Regions from separate parts of the Homo sapiens genome. Here region 1 is linked to region 2. A link is a loop called in an ENCODE intact Hi-C map of the cell type or tissue named here. Cell type or tissue: PC-3. All regions are shown on one strand. Region 1 overlaps GMDS-DT (GMDS divergent transcript). Region 2 has its middle 190 kb from the start of LINC02521.

Evidence for each region. Peaks named below come from ENCODE experiments on the same cell type or tissue, not always from the same donor. Only the 100,000 strongest peaks of a DNase experiment are listed, where the experiment ranks them.
Region 1: a loop joins it to region 2, with 5 times the contacts of the local background. A loop is called at or near these places in 1 of 110 quality-filtered maps.

The regions. Positions count from the first base shown.
Region 1 is chr6:2,375,331-2,379,330 of GRCh38, reverse strand. The region is part of intron 4 of GMDS-DT (GMDS divergent transcript); the gene reads right to left. Among named protein-coding and RNA genes, the nearest start is that of GMDS-DT, 130 kb to the right of the region's middle. In PC-3, no CTCF peak of the experiment used is centred here; a DNase peak (open chromatin) is centred at 2,170; H3K4me3 peaks cover 645 bases; H3K27ac peaks cover 2,010 bases.
Region 2 is chr6:2,440,711-2,444,710 of GRCh38, reverse strand. No RefSeq gene overlaps it. Among named protein-coding and RNA genes, the nearest start is that of LINC02521, 190 kb to the left of the region's middle. In PC-3, no CTCF peak of the experiment used is centred here; a DNase peak (open chromatin) is centred at 2,380; H3K27ac peaks cover 1,471 bases.

The DNA.
Region 1 (4,000 bases), 65 kb after region 2:
TATACTGAGGCAGAAAGTTAAATTAAGATCTAATGCAGTTATCTCAAAATTAAGGAACCAGTCAAAGCAGTAATCTTTAATGTGAGTACAGTAAAGTCAGCAAACAAATAAAATGGGCCAAAAGCCCCCTGCCAGCCCCTTGCACCCATTAGGTTCTATTTATGTGCCTCATGCCCTGTAGAAGACAGTGCTGGCATTGAGCAAATGTCTAGGAAAAGCTGTTAAGTCTCACAGATGTACAAATTATGTTAGCTGATTTCCCAATGCTTCTTTAACACACTATAAATAAACTATCCTAACTGGTTTTTGTAAATAACTTTGCGATAGGTCACTTGTGAAATGAATTCACTACTTGTCCTATCTCAGAAGGTGACTGGGAAATTAAATAAAATGATATATTTATGTTTACCATGTATTTGTTTTTATTTATCATCCTAGTCATTACTATTATCAACTTAATATAACAGGTCAGATAACTTCTCTAATGATATTTTTAGCACTGATCAATTAAAATACTTTATATGGGCTTTTGTATTTATGCTTTGGTGATACCAACCCTTTATAGGTTGGCAAAACTGTATGGCTTATTAGATTGTTGGTTAGTTTGCACATGTTTACAAAAATCCGCTAAGACTCAGGAATGCCCTTTTATTCTTTTTTCATAACTCTGCCCATTTTTTTCAGTACCTCTACAAACGCACAAACCTTATTAAGGTATATCTTCTCCAAGTTCCCTAGCAGAGAGTAGGTGCTCCATAAACACTGCAAGAAGAGGGGGACAATCTTACCTAAGTATCCCATACCTCTACCGTTGTGAAGAAAAAATGTAAGTGAAACCAGTTGCCTCACAGGTGTGAAGAATTCCCTAGGGTCACATGCATTTAAAAGAGGCCTTCCTCTTGAGGGCACTGTGTAACACCCACAGGGACAATTCTAACATGGAATCATCAAGACCAGCCCTAGAAATAATGGATCAGAAGTCAAGTCTGGGAAACACTGCATATGCCAACCTTCTCCAAGTCACAATAAAGGCTCTGAGAAGTCCCACAGAAACAAACCTGTTTAACAGTCCTTAAAAACTGAGTTGACTTTAGAACTTTCTCTCCTTCCTCTTTCCTCTCTCCCTCCTTTCCTCCCTTCCCTCTTTCCTTCCTTCTTTCCTTCTTTTCCTCCTTCCCTGATTCTTTCCTTCCTCCCTTTTTCCCTCTGTCTCCTACTTTCTTTCTATTTTCAGGGCACCTTAAAGACTAGTTGAGGAACACTATTATGGTAATTCTAAACTAACAAACACGACTTGTCAAATGGAGAAGGGAGACATTTTTATACTGTACAGCCTTCCTAGCACCTCTCAGAAATTCCCATGCAGGTGTGAAGCAGGACAGTACTCAGCTCATGGGGTGTGAGGGCTGTTAGTGCATGCACAATGCCGAGAGGGCACCACACACAGAGGAAGTGCTCCATAAATATGTGCTATCACCATCATCATCATTATTAATTATGGTATCCACCAGGGATTGGTCCCAGGGCCCCCCTTGGCTACCAAAATGCATGGATGCTCATGTCCTTGATATAAAATGGTATTTGCATATAACCTACACACATCCTCCTGTATACTTCAAATCATCTCAAGTCCTTATAACACCTAATATAATGTAAATGCTATATGAGTGGTTTTATAGTGCATTCTTTTAATTTGTGTTGTTTTTATTGTTGTGTTGTTATTTTTTATTGTTTTTTTTTCTGAATATTTGTCATCCATGGTTAGTTGAATTCATGGATACACAGAGCAACTGGACTAAAGTTAACCTTGGACTAGTCCTGAGTGAACCTCTGAAATGTTAACTGGAGTATATGTTCAGAACACGCTTCTTGGTGGCAAATATTTTTGAATCAACAAATGAACCAGCTTCTCCTGGGGCAGGCTATTTTTAACATGTTTTAAAATGACCTCTCACTGTTCCGTGGGTGGGTGGGCAGCTGTTTGCAATTACAGCCATCTATGTGGTCCACAGGTATGCCAGCGCTGGGGAATCTGGCTTTTTGTGAAATGTTTTTAAGTAACTTGCTGCCACACTGCACTCAGCAGCCAAACCACACCAAATGGAAATGTACTAAAAGAGATGGGCCGAGCAAAGCGCTCCCTGAAAAACAGACAAGTGACTCATGCTCATAAAATATCACTACCATGGTGACTCTTCAAACACGCTGCCCCGTCCTCGGAGGGGCGCGCATGGCATTTCTGCCAACCGTTTATTGGCCTATTGTTGAGAATGATGGTTTTTTCACAGTGGCTTCTTACTTCTTTATTGGCAAGGCCAGAAGACACGTTGGTGCTGAAGACAGGCCTTCTCAGCTCCGGGAGGAAGAAAACCTCCTTCCCGGACTGCTGCAAACTTCTAAACAAAAGCCTGCAGCCAATTGCACTGTAGCAACCACCAGCAAGGGTGTGAGTGGGTTTTTTGTTGGTGGTGTTCTGAGGCATTGAAATGAAGCAAATAGTCACATGAAGGATTTCTGGAAAATACACGCTCTTTTCATCCTTTCAAAAGCTGTCAAGCCTTAGAATACGGAAATGGCAGTTTGGAAAGCTCCTTATTTGGAAAGAGTTAACCCCACGTCCCTCCAGGCTACCTGCTCCCATCAGGGTTCTTCAGCTGCTCACCCCTGACTGGCTGTGCCTGCTTTTCCCCATCCGGCTGTGAGTGGGCACACACGTGTGGTGTGTGTGTGCACATGTGTACATGTGTGGTGGATACATGTGGTATGGTGTGTGTGTACGTGTTAGTTGTGTATATGGGGGGGTTGTGTGTGCAGTCTGTTGTGGAGTGTGTGGGATGTCAGCGTGTGTTGGGTGTGTGTGCTGAGTGTGTGTATATTTGTATATGTGTGTGTAATGCATTGGGTTGGTGTGTGTGTTGGGTATATTTGGAGGTTTGTGTGTGGTGTGTAGAGGGTGTGTGGTGTGTATATGTGCTGGGTGTGTGTGTGTTGGGTGTGGGTATGTGTGTTTATATGTGTATGTGTGTTTGGTGTGTTGAGTTTGTGTGTGGTGTGGTGCATGTGTTGGGGATATAGTGGAGGTTTAGAGTTTGTGGGGAGGGGTTGAGTGTGTGTGGTGTGTGGAGTCTGTGTGGTGTCAATGTGTTTTGGATGTGTACATATGTGTATGTGTGTGTGGTGTGTTGGATTTGGATGTGCTGTGTGTGTGTTGGGTGTAGGGGAGGTTGTATATGTGTTATGTGTATAACAAGGGACAAATGCTCTTAGCACAAACAGGAAAGATTTCTACCCCACAAAAAAATTCATTTTTATGCCACGTCCTGTGGTCATTGCCAGAGCCAAAGCTTCATACTTATTCCACGATGCAGGAGACACTCTCCACCTGCCCTGATGACACCTGGGGCGTCATACGGCCTACAAATCAACGAGAAGTTGCCAACTGGTTTTTCTGCATTTTATATTATGCTATAGTGGTGGCGGCCAAATATTCGAATAGACTATCTTCATTTTGTTTTACTACCTCTTTCTAACTCGTCCATAATCATCACATTGGAACAAAGGAGGAAGTCAAGAAGAAAGGACAAGTAGGAACATAAGAGAGAAGACGGAAAGGGGAACAGAGAAACAGAGAGACGGCACACCGGGAGACGTTCAGCAGGGCTGCTCAGCGTGGCCTGCACGCGCCCTGGAGGAGGAACGCCCTCGCACCTCCCGGAAACCCAGAACAATTGCCCGAGTGTATCTGAGGATCCATGAATTAACGGTCCCAGAACTGTCATCACCCTCTCACTAACACGCTCTCACCTGTGACATGTTGGCTGGCCCGGGTTTGCAGGTTCAAAGCCGGCTTTGTATACCCACTCCCTCACCATTCCCTTGTGAAATGTGTTCAATTTTCCCCACACGCACACTTCTACGTAATTGTTGCATGTTCTTGTGCTTAATGAGAATAGCATAATACTCAGGTAAAGAAGCCCCAGGTGTTCTGGAACAGTGGTGT
Region 2 (4,000 bases):
AGGATTGTCTCGATCTCCAGACCTCGTGATCCGCCCACCTCGGCCTCCCAAAGTGCTGGGATTACAGGCATGAGCCACCGTGCCCAGCTCCTCCTCCTTCTTGATGCCCCTTTACATCAAGAAAATCACAGTTCCTGTCCAAGAGAAGTTCACAGTCTGATTTATTCACTTAACAACTAACTTAGCATCTACTCTCCCTACTCGCAAACTGAATAGTATGGGCACCTTAAGACCCCACACCTCAGGACGGGGTTTGCACTCAGAAGGTCACCTTTCCCCAGCGTGGACTTCATGTGAGGCATGAGAAACTATCACGTTACTTTCCTAAGGAATTAAATGGTCTGAGCACTGTAGCAACTTTTCTTTCTCAGTATAATCCATGAAAAACATGGCCTAAATCATGATAACACTAAGCCCCAAATTTTCAGAGTAGGACATGAAATTATATCTTAGTGACTTCCTTTGACCCAAAAGAAAAATGCAAAGCTGGCCTCACTTGGTTTATCTTCATGTTAATCGTGAAGGAGGAGTGTGTTTAAAACACCAGCAGACGAATGCCATTTTTCAACTTTTTCCACACAATGTTAGGTGCCTCTTGAGCTACGGTATTTGTTTAAATCATCGACTCCAATGACCCTACTCTCTCTATTTATTATGCTTTGGATGAAATAATATTGTAGGAGTTCCTATTTTTTAAATTCCATGCTACTATAAAATATACACTGGATCCATCACTATTTCACCAATCCGTTCATGACTTTGAAATCATAAATGGGTTAGCTTCAAACCTTCCTTTTCTGAGAAAAATAAGATAAACCCTGTTTCATTTACTTTGGAAAGTGCTAGCTTCTTTATTTCAAATACACAGCTCAGATTTATGTTTTCTTTTTAATAGATTTTTCTGTTTTTCTAATGCCTAGCCTGGATGATCATCTTTGGAAAACAGAACTGCTTTTGGACAAATGCTGATATCACAGATTAAAAGGGGATATAACTCTTTACACATGAAAGGGAAGATTTCCCTTAGTTCTTACCTCAGCAATAACAGCAGCAATAGATTCTATCCAAGAAGTTTTAATCACATATGTCAGCATGACATTTTTATAATAAAGAGAACTTAATTATTAACTGATCACAAATTAACTATCTATTATTGTGTTGGGCCAAATATTGTCTAAAATGAATGATCATTCTTTCTTAAAAATTCTTTCTTCCTCAAAAAGATTATATCAATTTTATTAATTGTAATGGGAGTATATTTACGTAGCTAACATACCAATGTAAACATAGGCATGATATAAATCTGTAAATTAATAGCAACACTGAAGCTATTTGAAATAACATAGTTACGTTTTGGCCATTAAGATTGACAAATAGGCCAGGTGCCATAGCTCACACCTGTAATCCCAACACTTCAGGAGGCTGAGGCAGGCAGATCTCTTGAGGTCAGGAGTTCGAGACCAACCTGGTCAACAAGATAAAACCCCGTCTCTACTAAAAATACAAAAAATTAGCCAGGTGTGGTGGCACTTGCCTGTAGTCCCAGCTACTTGGGAGGCTGAGGCAGGAGAATCGTTTGAACCCAGGAGGCATAGGTTGCAGTGAGCCAAGGTTGTGCTGCCACACTCCAGGCTGGGACTGTCTCAAAAGAAAAAAAAGAAAAGAAAAGAAAAAAAAGATTAGCAAATACATAATTGGAATAGTTGATATACCTGTTATTTCTACCCTGTCCAACCTACGGGATCTCTTTATGAGTAAATGGAATCAGGGACTTTGAAACTATGCTTAGTGTTACAAATAGCAAGTTATAAAAAAAGTGACCATTTAGAACAGCGTTTCTCAATCTTTTACTCATTACCACCCCTCCGCCAAGGAACCCTTTTTAGACATCTTCCCTAATCAATCCCCCGTATGATTCTAATATCACAGATATAGTGTTTATGTACTACATATATGTATATCTGTGACTTATATATAAAAAGGATTTTTAAAACACACCCCTTAAGAACCAATTTTTATTCATCTGGGGGCAGTATTACCCCTACTGATTTTGAGGATTTAAAAATATAGAGAAAGATAGCAGCCCCCAAATTCCCACTTGGAAAGAGGGTTGTTCTACTTTTCTTGAATCACAGCCAAAAACAATGGGCCTAGATCAAAATAAATACAAAATCATTTTCTGGGATTGGGTGGGGAAAGATAAATCTTCATTTCTAAGCTGACTTTTTTCCCCTGAAAATATTAGTTGTTATCTAACAGCAGTGAGCCTATTACTGACTGAAAGGAAATGTTGACCTTTGGTACTCAGCCCTGTATATGACCATAAACACGACTTCACCCATTACCATCATCACTCACTCATTCACTTCCTGACATTTGCCCAACCAGCTCTGCCTCAGGAGTTAGAGATGCAAGGAAGGATAACACTCAACTTGAATTTCTTCATTCCACTAATGAGACCAGCAATCTTAGAAGTAGTAAAAAAGTAAACAAATCTATGTATTCCAAAACACCTAGAATGTCTAAAGAAAGAAAGTGTATTGCTATTTCTGGAAGAGAAATAAAGCATAACATTGAGAGGCAGTGATTATGAATCACAGCCCTGTTACCGTGTACATAGAGACAATTTCCATTCTTTTGAATAAGCAAACCAACAGCCTGACTTTGGCCATCCACAAGTGTGTCAACAAATCTGCCTTAAAACTGACTTGCAAAAGTTTGAGTTACAACTTTAAAGGGCTCATAAAGGAATGGTGAGATGGTGTCTTGTGGCAGCCAGCTTCTACTTTGAATCTAATTAAGTATTTCAACCACTGTAGGTTAAAACGTTGATTCCCAAATGGGGCTTCCACACGGGAGTTGTAGTTTTTCAAAACAGTTGCCTCCTCCATTTGTTTTTGTCTCCAGCCAGCCTTAAACCTCAGGCACCACCTGCTTTAAAAGTTCCCTTTCACAGCCATGATGTAGTGGGAGGACATGCAGCTTTGGCAAGATCATGGTTCACTGAAAAGCAACTTTGCACTAGCACGCCATTTATTTCTGACATGCTGGCAAAATTGAAAAAGGCTTTAACTCCACAAGGGGTAACATTTTTCTTTAGGAAAATTGTCAACACAGGTAAAACAGCTGTGGGCAAATTAAGAGAAATTAGCTATTGAGTCAAATTCCTGTAGCTTGGGGATGATTTTCATTGACATAAACGTAGTCTAAAGTCATAAAAAGGAGTGTTTCCCAAACGAGATCCAGGGATGCTGATGATAGCGAGTCTGTGATCTATCGTCCATCTGAGAGTGAAGGGGGAAATCACATCATCCCTAACTATTTGGCTGCTCCTACTCTTGTTAACAAGGGCCGAGAGCCCCAGTAAGTAAGTGGTGGGAGGAAGGTCAGCACAGATGGGGATGTGGGGACAAATCACATGCATATGACCACCAAAAAGGGAGCTGATGTCAAACGGTATCCCAGAGGCTGGCCTGGCCAAGCTCCTCAGACAGTCTCCATCTTCTCTATGATTTAAAAGCTGCAAAGAGTATGAATGTTGTGAGAGACAATTTTGATGGTGTAAGTCTTATAAGAAGTCTGGGAAAGAATAATGGCAAAAGCCCCTTTTCACCAACTAAGAAAGAAATTACAGCCTTTCCAAAATTCCTACCCATAAGTCCAGATTTTAAACTTGGCTGCTGTCTATGAAATAATAATAATAATGAGGGCTTCCTTTGTCCAAGAGATGAGTTTCAGGGGAGAGGTAGAAAGAAGACAAAGACAGCAAAACAGATTGTCAGGGTGAAAGTAAGAGTGTAGGTGGCTATGGAGCAAGAGAGAGAATAAAATGTAGTCAAAAGAATCAGAGCACCTAGTGTTGAATTGTTCATTTACATCAACATTTCCAAAAGTATCTTCCCTGGACCATAAGTTAACTATGTTCAGAAATGCATGTTCATCTCTCACATGGTGTTTAACAGTGTCTATTTCTATATTCAATTCTCTAAGGAGTCCTGCA